Linked DNA regions of Mus musculus: region 1 is linked to region 2. The links are chromatin loops, found by intact Hi-C in ENCODE. Cell type or tissue: gastrocnemius. All regions are shown on one strand.

What was found. Hi-C counts contacts between places; a loop is a spot of excess contacts. Peaks named below come from ENCODE experiments on the same cell type or tissue, not always from the same donor. Only the 100,000 strongest peaks of a DNase experiment are listed, where the experiment ranks them.
Region 1: it touches region 2 in a loop (2.9-fold over the local background); 16 of 42 quality-filtered maps call a loop at or near these places.

What each region holds. Positions count from the first base shown.
Region 1 is chr15:51,764,647-51,772,646 of GRCm38, reverse strand. It overlaps Gm41320 (a long non-coding RNA gene), which reads left to right. Exons shown (of 2, transcript XR_875335.1): 2 at 4,569-4,775. Among named protein-coding and RNA genes, the nearest start is that of Gm41320, 6.4 kb to the left of the region's middle. In gastrocnemius, a CTCF peak has its summit at 3,336; DNase peaks (open chromatin) are centred at 4,654 and 6,197.
Region 2 is chr15:51,896,223-51,904,222 of GRCm38, reverse strand. The region is part of intron 1 of Gm34678 (a long non-coding RNA gene); the gene reads left to right. It overlaps Gm48923 (a long non-coding RNA gene), which reads right to left and starts at 7,126. Exons shown (of 3, transcript XR_003951503.1): 1 at 7,044-7,126; 2 at 5,088-5,268; 3 at 4,428-4,581. In gastrocnemius, a CTCF peak has its summit at 4,913 (motif pointing right); a DNase peak (open chromatin) is centred at 4,898.

The sequences.
Region 1 (8,000 bases), 130 kb after region 2:
CAGCCAACCATTGGACTGAGCACAGGGTTCCCGACGGAGGAGTTGAAGAAGGGACTGAACTGAAGGAGCTGAGGCGGTTTGCAGCTCCATGGAGGGAGCAAGAGTGTCAATAGGCCAGACCCACCCCCCCCCCCGTGCTCCCAGGGACTGGACCACCAACCAAAGAATACACATGGAGGGACCCATGGCGTTGGCTGCATGTGTGGCTGAGGATGACCTTGTTGGACATCAGTGGGAGGAGAGGTCCTTGGGCCTGTGGGTGTTCTATGCCCAATATAGGGGAATGCCAGGGTGGGAAGAGGGGAGTGAGTGAGTGGGTGGGGGAGCACCCTCATAGAGGCAGGGGGAGAGGGAAGGAGATAGAGCATTTCAGAAGGGGAGACCTGGAAAAGGGAAACCATTTGAAATGTAAATAAAGAAAATATCCAAAAAAAAAAAAAAAAAAAAAAAAAAAAAAGGACTTGCTCCTTGGACAGTGGAATATACTAACCTTATTGATTAACATTTTCTTTCTCATATCATTTATATTAAGGATCTCTCAGATTTGAGGACAATTCCAATCCTTTCCACTGTGTTAGAAAATGATGGCATATATAAAAAAAAAGGGTTATCAAGCTAGTTTTGGGAGTGTGTCTCAAAGACACACTATGCCACACTAAAGTTTTAGAGAATAACCGAAAGACTTGTTCACGCTACGCAAGTGTGTAGGCGGCTTTGCTAGGGCACTGTACAAAAGGGTCACAGTGCATTGGCAGCGGTGAGTGAGGGGCCAGGGGAGAAACCGCTTTAGATCATCTTCCTGGACCTTGTTCTGAAATCGCAGCTTTCTATGCACACTTAGAAACATTAGCTGCTTTGACAACCGGGCCAGAGTCTTTAAAACCTGGTTCCTTTCTCCTAAGCTTCCCAGCTAGAGCCTGGGGTCAGGATAATCAAAGATCCCACCATAAGGTCCTCAGATGGTGAACCCACCCCTTGAGCTCTAATATCTGTTTCCTTTGAGTTTCAGGCACCTGTACGGATAGGAGTCATTGTTTTCTTCCTCACCCCTGAGTATGTTAACAATGTATGTACTGGTGGTGCTCTTTTGGTCGTACTCTTACCTAAGAGTTCAGTTCTGTGTGATGAAACACCCCGTTCTGTTTCTGTCCCTCTCCGCATCTGAAATGTGGTTCTTACTAGGTTATACTCAACCTTGGTCTGACATGAACATCTAGACATAAGCCTGTTCCTTCTTGGAGAGCCCTGTCTCCCACACATACCAGTGTGTCTGAGGCTGCCCTGCCCAGCCCTGGGGCATTGCAGACAGCGATAAACAGGAAAGTGATGCCAAGAATATTTAAAGAATAAAAAAATGGAATTGGAATTAGAATCAGAAATCGGAAGGAAGCAAGGAGCAGAGAGAAGGAGGACAGGGAGTAGGGTGTGCTGGGGAAGTAGCTTAGTTGGTAGAGCACTTGCCTAGCATTCGGGAAGCCCTGAGTTGTGTGCCCAACACTGAATAAAAGTCGGCATAGTGGCACATGCCTGTGCTCCCAGCACTAGAAGGTAGGCACAGGAGAATCAGAAGATTCTCTTCTAAATAGTGCATATATATGATAGACAGACAAAAAGGCAGACAGACAAGTGACAGATACACAGATGATGTTATACCGATAGATGATAGATACATAAATGATGATAGATGGATAGCTAGATATCTAGATAGATAAAGAAGGAAGAGGAGAGAGAATAGAAAGAGGAAGAAAAGAAAAAGAAAAAGCAGGCTGGAGAGATGGCTCAGAGGTCCTGAGGTCCCAGCAACCACATGGTAGCTCATAACCATCCATAATGAGATCAGATGCCCTCTTCTGGTCTGCAGGCATACAAGCAGGGAGAACATTGTATACGTAATAAGTAAATAAACAAATCTTGAGAGAGAGAGACAGAGAGAGACAGAGAGAGAGAGAGAGGCAGAGAGAGAGAGAGAAGTTGCAGAATGGCAAAGATCAAAGAGGCCCTGACCGTCTTATATGATTAGCCACATGATTGATAGGCTCCCCCTTTGAATGACAATTATCAGCTGGTGCCACAGACCCTCTGGGTCCCTTTGTTTGCGTGGAACAGGTCTCTGGTCGAAGGTGGGCAAGGAATCAGAGAAGTGAAAGACAGACCAACACGCAAGATTGTGTAGAATCTGAATGTAATTTGTCAAATTGAGCATCAAACTTTTTATACAGAAGAAAATAGGGAAGTTAGGTGACACATCAACAAGGTACAAATGAGGTTACTGGATGCTTAATGACTTACACTAAACAGAGGAATGTAAACACAAAGATTGGCAGGAACTGGGCAATAAAACAACTGAGACAAAGTCAGCCCTATCTAAGGTCAGCTATAGTCTTAGAAGCCAGGTGTGAGATCTTTACTCTCCTAGGGCAAGGGCTTTCACACCCAAGTCATGGTTCTAATTAGGGAGTTCTGCTCTAACTAGCCATCTCATGAATAATGCATTACCCTAAAACCACAGCCTGATCTGATCTACTTCCTAAACCATTGTAAATTCCTGTATATGGGAGCAACTTGGCTTTTATTCTAAGTGATAGTGTAATGCCAGAGGCAATTCTGAATGTCACTGAATAGGCAACATTGAATTCCAAGCCCATGGTCAGCTCAAGGACTTCCTAGGACGTTGGAACACTGGCGAAGGCTTAGCTATGTCAGAATTCAATCTTAAAAGGCACTTATAATAAGATAATACTAAAAGAGAGCACGTGGATCCATACACCAGACTAACACAGGGATAGAGTATGAATATACAGGTTATGAGAATGCCAAAACCCCAGGAGGTGAGTTCCTTTTGAAACTCTTTTCCTCGTGAGTGCTCCCAGGCCTCTTGGCCTGCCAAATAGACTTCACTGGAGTGTGCGTGCGTGGCAAGATGGCATCTGCTGTAGCATCCTATGATGCCTTTGTTTGGACCTGATAATGCTGTATTGAGATGTTGGCTGCTGCCATGTTTCTGGCCTGCATTTTCTCATTCCCTACTCTCTTTAGCCTTTAATGGTCAGAATTCAGGATTTACAAAGGGGACAATGATAGAGATGAGGCATTAGTTTTTAGAGTGTGAACCCCTGAACATGTTGTGGCCTAAATACAATTTAGGAGCCATAGTTTTTAGGTCTAAAGAGGGAGTGCCACTTCTCCCAGTCCATGGTCTCTTCCCTTGCTACTAATATTCCTTTTGAGGAAAAAAAATATGCAACTCTGTCTCCTGAAATGCGAAGTTAGATGCTATGAAGAGCTACTTTCAGTGTCTTGGTCTTTGTAAACAGGAACCTGGCTCGCCACTGCCCTCTAGAGCATTCAAACCTCACAGTTTGGTGGGTGAGTAAATGCAGATGCAGGGGACTGGCCATAAAGACTCTACAGAGCTGCTAAACCAGCAGAAGATCTGGTGGCCACTTGTGCTCTAGCCATGCCTCAAGTCAGTGGCTAAAGATGCAGCCATGGTTACCAGGCAAAAGTAGGGGCCATGTGGGCTTGTCCAGTAGGAATAGAAGCCACTGGATGGGCAGTTCCAGGGAAGACAGTGAGAGACAGAGAGGAGAGAAACGTGGAGAGAGAAGGTGACTATGAATCCTGCCATTCACCTTTTATCATTTACTGGGTTAGTTAAGCTTACAGAGTTGGGTTCTGACCACAAAACCTGGTATGTCCATTCCAATTATTGGTCATTTTCAGAATTCACAAACTCATTTTAATATTTTGTCATCCTTTTCAGGAGTATAAGCTTCCTTCACCAGTAACAGTGCTTTCTTATTTGGGTCTCTGCCTCTCTAATTACAAACTCCTTGACTGCAAGGGTGGAAATTGTTTTCACTGTTGACTCCCTTCTCCTGTCGGAGAGTAAGATCTTCAAAGAGCATCCTACAGTATCCTACAAAACAAAGCAAAACAAAGCAAAGTGATGCAAAGCAAAACATAACATAACAAAACAAAACCAACAAAATGACCTGGTTTTCAGGAAACTTCCCTCTGGGTAGATTAATGGCCCTGGGGTCACTGGTGGCCTAGAAAGTGGTCTCTTCTCATAATTAATCTGTCCATCTGTTGTCTGGATTATGGACTGGGCAAAGTATGTGCTGGGAAGGAACACGTTCTCTGACTTTCAGAGCTCTGAGCTGGAGCTGGGGCTATGTCAAGTCTGGTTAGGTGTCCTGCACCATGTGGTGGTGAGGTCTGTGTGTGGAACTGGTTAGGGCACATTGCTGTTGCAAAGAAAGTCTGAGTTGCCACTACCTTAAAAGGTTGTGTTGCTCAGTTCTGCTGTCCTTGTGAGCCCAGATGTCATGGTAACTGGGGAAGTTGGCGGAACTCTTACAAGTCTTCAGATATGCTCTCCTCCATCCTTCCCAGCATGCCCGTTGTCACATGCCCTTTGTCACGTGCCTTTGTGCTTCTGGAATCAAGGACTAGACTGCATGTTTTCTTCCTGGGCTGACCTGCAGGCCTGCAGGCTAACTTTCTGGTCTTTGGAATGCATCAAAAGTTGTTTTGTTTGCCAATCTCAGTCTTTGTCTTCACAGTTCTTGCATGTGTCAACCTGCTGCCGGCCAAGACCAGCTGCCACAGAGATGCCACCACTGAAGCCATCTTAGACCAGCCAGATCCTTGCCCAGCTGGCAGGTGGCCACAGGCCTGACAGCTAGCTGGGCAGAGAACAGAAGAGCTAACCATCACGGCCAGGCACAGGATCCTGCATCGAGTAAATGGTTGTTATTTTAAAAACGTCACGATGTGTGTGTGTGTGGGGGGGGCTTATTTATAATGTATCACAAGCTAGCTGATAGTCAAGAAAGAAAAGGATTTTTATAGAAAAAAATACGTCTGGAACACACTAGATTACACAAAGAAACTTTCTTTGCAGTAAGTAACACTCTACAGTCTTCTGATGCTAACCTACACAGAGAAATTCTGGGGCATGGCGGGGTGCTCAGTAAGTCATATTCTGCTCGCAAATGTATATCCGTGGGAATGCTGCCTTCCCACCCTTTTCATGGATCAAGGTATATATAAAAAAAAAAAGCTATGTTTTAGATTGCATAAAGTGTTTTGAAGCTTTTTTACTTTGTTACCTGTATTGAAAAATCAAAAAATAGGGCTGGGTTGGGCATGGAACAGTATACCTCTAATTCGTATGCAGGTTTTTGAGTTGAAGACCATTCTGGTCTGTAGACACTGTCTCAAAAGCAAACAAACACCCCCATAACCCAAACTAAAAAACCAACTAAACAAACACAAAAGAAAACCAAGATTTAAAAATGAAAGGCAAACATTTCTTAAAATTGAATTTTGGTTAGCGTGAGTGCATACACACACACACACACACACACACAAATAGTTTTCACAGTGTATTTTCATACAACTAGATCAATATTGTTCATTCTAACTTGTCCCCACATTGGCTTCCCTTTCTTCTCTCCCCACAAATAAACCTTCCTTAGACTTTCATCTTACAAATATTCTATTCTCTTTATATTCTTTCTTTTTCTTTTCAGACTTTCTCTCCTCTTATAGTCTCCTTCCTACTTTATACTCTTTCTATTTCTCTCTCTCTCTCTCTCTCTCTCTCTCTCTCTCTCTCTCTCTCACATACACACACACAAATCCAGATTTCACACGCCAGATGACACATGATATTTGTCTTTTTGAGTCTAGTTTATTTTGTTTAACACACTGATCACCATTTCCATCAATATCCTGGCAAATGTTATAATTTCATTCTTCTTTATAGCTGCATAAGAATCCATGTGTATATATACACACCATACAGTTTTGAACTCCATTAGCCTGTGGATGGGTGTCTAGGCAGGCTCCAATTCCTTGCTGTTGTGAATGGCACAGCAGCAATAAACATGGCTATATCTTGGTGGGAAATTGACTTAGAGTCCTTTGTGTCTGTACCCAGGCGTGGTAAACCTGAGTTCTGTGGTGCTTCTAGTAGTTTTTAAGCAACCTCCACACTGTTTTCTATATTGGCTCTATCAGTTCCATTCTAGTGTTCGAAGGATTGTTTCTCAACATCCTTGCCGTGTTTGCTGTCATTTGTTGTCGTTACTGGTTTTTAAAAGCAGGCAGATGACTTCACCCACGGCAGAGCTTTAGTGCAGGTTAGAGAGGACTGCACTGTGAAGCTGAGATTGGCAGCAGGCCACGTGAGTGAGTGTTCTCAATGGCTTCATTTGTTTGCTTGATGACTGCCACACTGACTGGGTGAGAGGAAATCTCAGTGTCATTTAATTTGCATCTCTCTGATATAGAAGCTTGGCATTGGGTCTGTGTTCCTCAGAGGCAGGGGCATATCTGTTGTACCCTTTTGCTCTATCCCTAGTGGTTAGTATTGGGTATGCAAAAGTTGCTTCTGTGAGAAACAAGACTGTGAACAAGGCTAAATAGAGTGGATGAGCTTGCTCTCTGGGACAAGACTGTGTGCCACAGGACAGCCAAGAGATATTTACATAGCCCAAATGAAGTAAAGTCCCAGGTTGCTAAGTGATTCCTATTCTTGCTTTCTCGCACATGTTTTATAACATTTGCCTTATATACCCAGCAACAGTAACCCACTCACCCAATGCCATAGAGAGTCAGAAAGACAGAGGAGAGACAGCGACAGACAGAGACAGAGAGAGAGACAGAGACAGAAAGATAGAGAGGAAGAAGGAGGAGGGGGAGGGGGAGGGGGAAGGGAAGGGGAAGGGAAGGGAAGGGGGAGGGGAGAGGGAGGGGGAGGGGGAAGGGGAAGAAGAGGAGAACAAGAAGGTGAGGACAGCAAGGACATGGGAATTTTCAAGGACTTCATTGAAGTCTAACTGGCAAGACAAAAACCAAATTAACACACTTGGGAGCTATATGAAAACAACAGCCCCGATTTCCATGGCTTTCCCAAGAGCAGACACTGACCTTAGTACCTTTGCATGGTAATATACTTGTTTCTTGCAACAGTCTGAAGAGTTAGTGCTGGATAGTACTTTATTGGATGCAGAATATTTTTACATGCCTTGAGTTGCTAATCAACATATAGCGCTGAGGAATTTGAAAGATGATGTTGAAGTAGCGAGGGTAAGTGAGATGGGGTAAAGGCAGCAAGCCTGATGCCCTCAGTTTGATCCATGTGGTCCATGAGATGGAAGGAAATAATCAGCCCCCTTAGGTTGCTCTCTGATCTCTGCTTATACACCACAGCATGTGTCTCCCCACCACTGTGCACAATGGAAAAAAAAAGTTGTTGAGGCAATGAGAAGTCAGCTAACTTTCCAATGGTCACCCAGCTACTATGTCACCCTGTTGGGTTCAGGCCAGGCATCCCGAGCAGCAGAAGGCCTTGCCTACACAGGCCCTCACCCTGGTTCAGCCTCAGTGTCACAGGAGAAGGTTCTGACCTCCACTAGGAGAAAAAGGCTATGATGGATGTACAGTGAAAGCCCTTAGAAAAGAAGGAAATAGAAACAAAGGAGCAAAGGCTGAGAGGTGTTGGATGTTGGCATGAAGAGCTGCATGGGGTTGGTGCCCTGGCAGCATGTGGCAGAGATAACTGGGGAATCTGCATGGCTTCCTCCAAATGTCTTATTACAGCTGAATCACAGAGCAGCTGCCTGTATGTGTCTATGAGTGGGCAGCAGGTGTCTGAGTGGTCAATCAGGACAAAGTGGGGCTGCAGGTGAACAGTCATGACTGTGAGGACCACCTTGAAACAAGATGCCAATTCCTATGAGATGCTTAATGTTATGCTTTCATGCTGAGTGGGGCCCCAAGATTCACTTCCTTTTGCCCTTTGGTAGATGAATCCCACATCACAGATGCTCATCCTGGTCTCACGCTTGTCAGTTTCATGATGATTCCGAAAGCCACCGATTCTCAATGAACTCTGGCGCTATCTGGACAGCATCACATTTACAGAAAGCAAGTGTGGGCTTGCTAATCTCTTGGTGTTTGTAAAACTCTATATGTGCTTCTGTTGC
Region 2 (8,000 bases):
ATAGCTTTCTAACCAGCCTGCAGGCATCCACTTTTATCCCAGCCGTAGTCTGTCCTGGGCATAAAAGAGCAAGTGATGCTTTTAGCAGTCAAGTTAGACTATGTCTCTTGACATTTCTGCCTGCAGTGACTCATTTTAATTCTATGTGAAACTTGTCCCTGTACTATTTCATGATGTTCCCCCTCTTTTCCCTGAGTCACTACTCTATCCCCTGGTAGATTGTTCTCCCTTGTACCAAAAGCCTGCACCCCTCCTTCCCACTTCTCACATCAGACCACTGTAGTCCATTAAACAAACTTTGTTGTCTCCATCCTCAGAATCTATGTACTAGCTGTTCGGCTGTTCCCTCTAAGTAGAACATCTTGCCTCTACTTATCAAGAAGTCTTGCTCAGTTACACCCTTGAAAAACCCTCTTCTGAGAAGGCCAGGGGCTAAGCCGGGCAGACTCCATGGCAGGCTCCAAGCTGGTAGTTTAAGGACTAGTCCTAAATTTCTGTTTCCTAATACTGGGACAAATCCAAAACAAATCAAATTCCAGGAAAAGAAAACATGCCTTTTGGGTGGCCAATCAGGATCTCCCAAGAATAGCCACACCACCTAGCCTGAGCCAAGAGTAGCTAATCAAGAATGGTAATTCCCCAAGACTCCCCCAAAGCTTTGACCAATCCCAAAGATGTCCATAGCCCTGGAAATAGAGCCAACCAATCAAGATAAGTCAGATCACCCACTTCTCCCTGGAATTCCCCTAACATGCTTTAAAAGTAAGTCTGTAAGTTCTCTTGGCATCTCTATTTTGGTAAGGGGATCCCTGCATGCGGCTAATTTCTGCAGAATAAAATGCTCTTTGCTTTTGCATACTATTTGAGTCTGGGGTCTTCCTTCAGCAGTCTTCTTGGGGCCTCTTTTCCCCTGGTCCTACTTATCTCTCCCTTCTCTACCTTTCTGGCGTGGACTGTCTCTTTCCCCCGTGTCATGGTGGAATTCCCTCTTTCTCCTTCCTCCATCCCTTCTGGAGAATCCTAAGAGTCTTGTCTCTGTTGCCCTGTTCAGGCATTGGCTTCCAGTAACTCTATTGACTAGTCAAAAACCAACTGTTGACAGGCTTCCTTCAGTCTTATGTGCGGGACATTACCAACAAGTTTTTGGATAGCATAATTAACATGAGAACACAAGCAGTTACAACCTGTAGCAATGGTTCTCAACCTGTGGTCATAACCCCTTGGGGGTAGAGGGTTGTTCAAATGACCATTTGCAGGGTTCCCTAAGACCATCACCATCAGAAAACACGGGCCTTTACATTGAAATTTATAATACTAGCCAAATTACAGTTACAAAGTAGCGAATAAAATAATTTATGTATGGGGGTCACCATAACTTGAGGAACTGTGTTAGAGGGACGCAGCATTAGGAAGGTTGAGAACCACTGAACTGGAGGGTTTCTTCGAGTCATCGGTTGTAAATATGCATTGGAGGGCCAAAGGAGCTGGGTTCTAATGTTGGCAAAAGATAGCAGCATCAGAGGTGGTGCCTGCAACTGAGTAGATGAGCTCATGCAACAGGGAAGATGAACCCACCAGCAGGACATGAAGGCAAACAGGCAACAAGGGAAAGCTTCTCCCTTCTACTTCCTTCTATCTGGGCCTGGGCGGAAGGTGCTGCCAACACTGTGGGTGGGTCTTTCCATTTTAAATAATCCATGCATGAAAAGCCCTTGAAAGTATGCCCAGAGGCTGTTTCCATGGGTGATTTTAGATCTTGTCAAGTTAACCATCAATATTAACCAGCATTGGACGTCATGGTGATATGCTAACAACTGTACAGTAATTAGCTTGCCTGAAAGCAAACTCTGATTTGTAGGGTTTTCCCATTATTGTGGTGGAAATACCCTCATGGTGGCTTTTTCCAAATTGCCATGTGATGTTACTGTTCAGGAACAGAAAGAGATGCAAATATCTTTTCCCCCAGCTTCTGTGAGCAGAGTGTACACAGCCCTGAGTAGGTCAGCACATGCTAACCCAGGCTAATGGCTGATGTTGTCCCTTGGTCTTCAGCCAGCCAACAGGTATTTTTTATTGAGTAGTTACTATACAGGGAAGACCAAAATACAAAGACACCCAACTCTTGTGGGATAGGGAGACAGAAGAGTAATAAGAACATAATTAAATAAAGAACACAGGGGAAAGAGATGACATGTAGGAACAGAAATAGGACAGATGAAGAAAAAGGTACTTGAGAGTGTGAGAGATATTGTAATGTTAGTCGTTACAGTGTGTCCAGTTCTCTAAGAAGTGTTAAGGTCCAAGAATTTCCAAATGTAGCCTGACCCTCATTTATAAAATTTTGACATTCTTTTTTTTAAAAATCTTCATAATGATATAAGAACAATAAGCGCCCAGCAGGAGCTGGACTTTGAATTTTGAGTATTTCTTCAGGCTAGCCATATATAGCACGCCACACTCTCAGTTGTTGGGTAGCAGCAGTGGGTTGTAGCTCCTTCCTAGACTCTAGGCATGAGGATGAATGGCTCATAGCCTTCACTATACTGTGTTGCTAAACTGTAGATGTCTATGAGTTCCATCAGTCTGCCCTTAGAGGGCATTTCACTCAGCCACATGTTCCTGGTCCATCACACTTAATAGAGACCTCTTATTGTCTCCTTCCTCCTTCTTCTCCTCATGGTCTCTACCTGTTGAGATTTTGTCTTTTACTGTCTATACTAATGCTAAGTGATGGCGCCCAAGACCCGGAGTCTGTACATCATTCCTGGGACCCTGCCCCCAAGATAATTCTGATTTGTGAATAAAGATGGCAACAGACAATAGCTGGGCAAAAGAGACATAGGTGGAGTTGAGGTTTTGTGTGTTTGGAGATCCACAAGAGAGAGGAGGAGGAAGAAGAAGACGAGAGGAGGAAGAGGCAGGAGGAAGCCACCATGTGATAAAGGAAGAAGCCTCCATGGACTAAAGACCAAGAGAACATAGCCCAGAAGGCTACCCAATTGAAGTTTAAGTGCAGCCCAGATGGACCATAGTAAATAATAAGTGGTAACTTGGGGTTATCAATAGGAAAGTGGATTCTAACAGCATGGAGGATAGGCAACTGCCCAGCGATTGTGCTGCCTGGGGCATAATTTAAGAATATAAAGGCTGGGGCTGGAGAGATGAATCAGTGGTTAAGAGCACTGTCTGCTCTTCCAAAGGTTCTGAGTTCAAATCCCAGCAACTATATGGTGGCTCACAACCATCTGTGATGAGATCTAACACCCCCTTCTGGTGTGTCTGAAGACAGCTACAGCGTACTTAGATATAATAATAAAATAAATCTTTTTAAAAAATAAAGGCTGTGTGTGTGTGTGTTTCATTCTGGAACATAAATGGTCTAAGGCGGGGAAGAAGCCCAGGGCCAGGATTTTAAATAATTTTTACTACATCCACCTGATACCTCCAGCCCAAAGCTCCACTTACCTCTACTCTCCCCCAGTAACTGGCAGCAGCCACATATATTTAACCAATAACTTTAAATTGGGGAGCAAGATTTACACAACAAAGACTGGTCTACGTGGGAATTAGTTTGTCTGGGACAACTAGATCTTGGGGTTCATAACTTACACATGTGTACACAGCACCAGACCAACCCCAATTTAAGGCAGTTTAGTAAGTCCCTTTGTAATATATATGTATCCTATCCGTTCTGGTCTTCTGCACAGCAATATTCAACTTTCTTAATGCTTCAACCCTTTAATAAACTTCCTCATTAGTGTGGTGAGTCCCCAAACAAAAAATTATTTTGTTGCTATTTCGTGACTATAACTTTGTTACTCTTAGGAGTCGTAATGTACGTATCTGATCTGCAGGATATCTGATATGTGACTATAGGAGTCACCACCCACAAGTTGAGAACCGCTGCTCTGGAGGGCCCTGGCTAATGGACTTACCACTGGGAAAATGGTACAAAACTAAATTTTAGCTCTGAACCCAAATATATGTCAGGATTAATTAATTAATTAATTATACTAATTTTTAAAAAATAATTTTGCTCTAAGAAGCTAACAGTACGACAGAAAGTAAATTCCATGCTCTCATCCACACTGATGTGATGGTCTTTCTCAGGACTCCTATTGCCAGGAAGAAAAGAGATGAATGTTGTTACTATCCAACAAGGCATGGTGATAAACAACAAATAACTGGGCTAATTCTTCAATTGGATTTCATTGCTGAAATTATAGCTCCATCATTGAAATGATCCTTTAGCTTCAGATAATGAATAACTGAGAGGAGCCAAGCACCATGATTAAAAAAAAAAATTCTATGAGAAAAGGTCTGCCATTACCCTCAACGTGGCCGCAGGCTAGTTACACAGAGCGACACAGGGACATTACCTGCTACGAATTAAAGGTAGAGGATTCTTCAAGACAGAGAGGCATAAATGACAAACATTATTCATTTTTACCATTTTTGTGATTTGTGTGTGATTATAGAAACCAACAACGAGTTTACACGGCACCTTCAGTCTAATGCTTACGATTCTTGGATCCTGTCTTGTGTCCACTTTAGAAGAGGTCCACGTTCATGTCCTATCTCCTGGGGGTGATGAGGAGAAAAGGATCAGCTGAAATATAAGAACCAGGACCCCTTTCCTATGTCAAACAGTGACGAGGCAGAGGATAGACAGATCGTCATGACCTTGGCTCCAATGACAGCCAAGAAAATGTGAGCTCTAATTAACCAGGCGATTCCCACAAGGCCCATCAGACAGAGGACTCAGAAGAAGGACAACTGTGAGAGCCAGTTGCCTTGGGACCGTAGCATTTTGCACCTTTCACTGTCGTGGTCTGGTTTAGCATTTGCTTAGAGGAAAAAGAAAAGATGCCAATTCCAAGTAAGACACAGCAGACATGGGCCAGCAGATGGCGCCAAATGCAAGAGTACTTTGGGATTCTAAACTGTTCCTTAATTTTTCTGTAAGGAGGCCTCATCTTCTGTATCATTATACCGATCCCAAACCCTACCTTTCCCCAGAAGTTTGAACATAATAAATTGTATAATTTTTCATGCCTAGTTACTTTCATCCTTCGGGTAATACCTACCTTCTTAATCGTTTATGGGGGAGGGGAGGCAAGGGTTCATATATGTGTAGGGGAATGCACATACATGTGTGTATGCGTGCATATGGAGGACAGAGGTCAGCAACAGATGTCTTCCTCAGTCAATTTCCACTTTGCTTTTAGAGACAGGGTCTCTTGCTGAACCAGGAACTTGCTGATTAGGCTAGACAGGGAAGGAAGGAAGAGAAGAGGAAAAAAACTTGAACCTTCACCAAGATTCTTTTTTTCCCTCTTGTATATTTCTATTTATTTATTTATTTATTTATTTATTTATTTTCATTAGATATTTTCTTTATATACATTTCAAATGCTATCCCGAAAGTTCCCTATACCCTCTCTTCATCCTGCTCCCCTACCCACCCACTCCTACTTCTTGGCCCTGGCATTCCCCTGTACTGAGGCATATAAAGTTTGCAAGACCAAGGGGCCTCTCTTCCCAATGATGGCCAACTACGCCTTCTTCTGCTACATATGCAGCTAGAGACACGAGCTCTGGGGGTTCTGGTTGGTTCATATTGTTGTTCCACCGATAGGGTTACAGACCCCTTCAGCTCCTTGGGTACTTTCTCTAGCTTCTCCATTGGGGAAACCTGTGTTTCATCCTATAGATGACTGTGAGCATCCACTTCGGTATTTGCCAGGCACTGGCATAACTTCATACGAGACAGCTATAACAGGATCCCTTCAGCAAAATCTTGCTGGCATATGCAATAGTGTCTCGGTTAGGTGGGGATCCATCCCTTTACCAAGATTCTATTGTCTTCCTCAGACCTTATCCTAAAGAAGTTACAATACCATATCCATGTCACAGAGACTGCTGCTTCTTTAAGATTTATTTATTTCTTTTATGTATATGACACTATAGCTGTCTTCAGACACACGAGAAGAGGGCACCTGATCCCATTACAGATGGTGTGAGCCACCATGTGGTTGCTGGGAATTGAACTCAGTACCTCTGGAAGAGCAGTCAGTGCTCTTAACCGCTGAGCCATCTCTCCAGCCACCACAGTGACTGCCTCTTATTTCAAGATGTGATTGGTCATCTCTCACCTGTCCTACCTAGACTGAACATCTGCACTTCCACCCCCACCCCCTACTCATACTCCTCAGAGTTGCCAATATAATGTAATCCAAATTCAAATAAGTTCAGTGTATTTTCCACAATGGTTTCCTGTTGGTTTAAACGTGGAAGAGGTCTCATCCCAGTCACTTTCTTCCTGTATCCTTCACCCCGTCAGTCTATGCTGGACCTTGTCTCTGCACAGGGAATCTGTGTTCTAGGGACCATAGTACCCCAGTCTTCTTTTGGGAAAATCACCGGTTCTCCTGAAATTAGTAAGCCTTGATGATAAGGAGAGCAAAGGACTCTGTCTGGAGTCTGAGACAGGCTGCTAGTCTATAAGAACAGAACTTGTATTCGCATGGCATTTTCTCCTATTATTTTCCTGGTTCCTGGGTATGGCATTTTTCATTATGGAAACAACTTCTTTTAGCCCTTCAGTGTCCAATAGACTGTGACTGGTGACTTGCCTGAATCAATATCAGATAATTCTGAGAGAGCGAGGCATTTTCCTAAATAGAGCTATCCGTTTCAAATTGTGCATTTGCAGACATTAAAATACAAAAGTAATGAATTCTTTGAAGCTAAGTTTAATTGCAAGCTGTACATAAAGCTTTGATGTTGGGAGTAACTGACTGCATTATTTTCTTAAAGTTGCACTCATCATTTTAAACCACAGTCACTCTTCCCTCCTGATTTTTATCAGACTTGTGTAATTGTGTAACTTCCAGAGGTGGAAGCAGGTGGGAAGGGGGGAGAGATAAAGAATAATTTATATATAATATAATTCATTCAGTTTTGGTCTACCATCTATGCATTGGCAGCAATTATGATTTTGCAACCATCGCTATAATTGAGAGAAAGACTGTTTCCATCACCTGGCCATGTTCCTTTTTGCCTTTTTGCAGTAATTTTCCTCCCTTGCTCCCAGCCTGCAGTAATCACTGACCTATTCCTTCACTGTCTTGTTCTGTTCAGAATGTTACATTGATGACATCATGCCCTTTGTAGCCTCTGCTGTGGGCTTCTTCCCTGTAGCAAGATTCTTCTGAGGTCCATGCACGTTTCTGCACGTACCAATAATTCATTTCTCTCTGTTGCTGAAGCATCTTTCAAGGCAAAGGTACAATAGAACTGGTCACTCATTTGCCTATGTTTAGTGCCGAGGTTGTACCTGGGTCTTAGTTGACCTTAAATGAAGTGGCTGTAATGCAGGGTTTTTGTGTGAAGATATTTCTGTATTTATCTTGGGTCATCTTTGAGGAATGGGATTACCAGTCTTATTGACAAATGAGTGCTTAGCTTTGTAAGCAATTCTAAATGATTTGCGGTGCTTTTGCGTTTTGCTGTCAATGTATTAGAGTTCTACTCTATCCATCCCTTACAACAACTGGCTTTGTAGTGTGGCTTTTGTAATAGGTATAGAGTAATACTTCACTGTGGATGTCAATTTTGTTAGTTCTGACTCTGTGCTTAGATCCTTAATGAGGGCCAGGAAAATAGGTTAACAGGTAAAGATGCTTGCTACTAAATATGGTTACCTAAGCTGAACCCCTGGATCCACATGGTAGGAGACAAGTGGTATCTGAAAGGTGTCCTCTCCTTTAACCTGCACACTCGTGCTATGCTGTGCACACATAGGAGGCAGGAGGTCTTTGTGCTCACAGGTAAACAGTAGGGGAACATGGATGTTAAGTATATAGGGTTGTTCTGTTGGATCTGGGGTCTCGCAGATGATGAGGACCATGGAGAACAAGTAGAGCAGGAACAGTTTATTTATGTGGATTTCTAAGGCTAATCAATTCGGGACGTGGCCAGACTTGGGAGCTGGAACC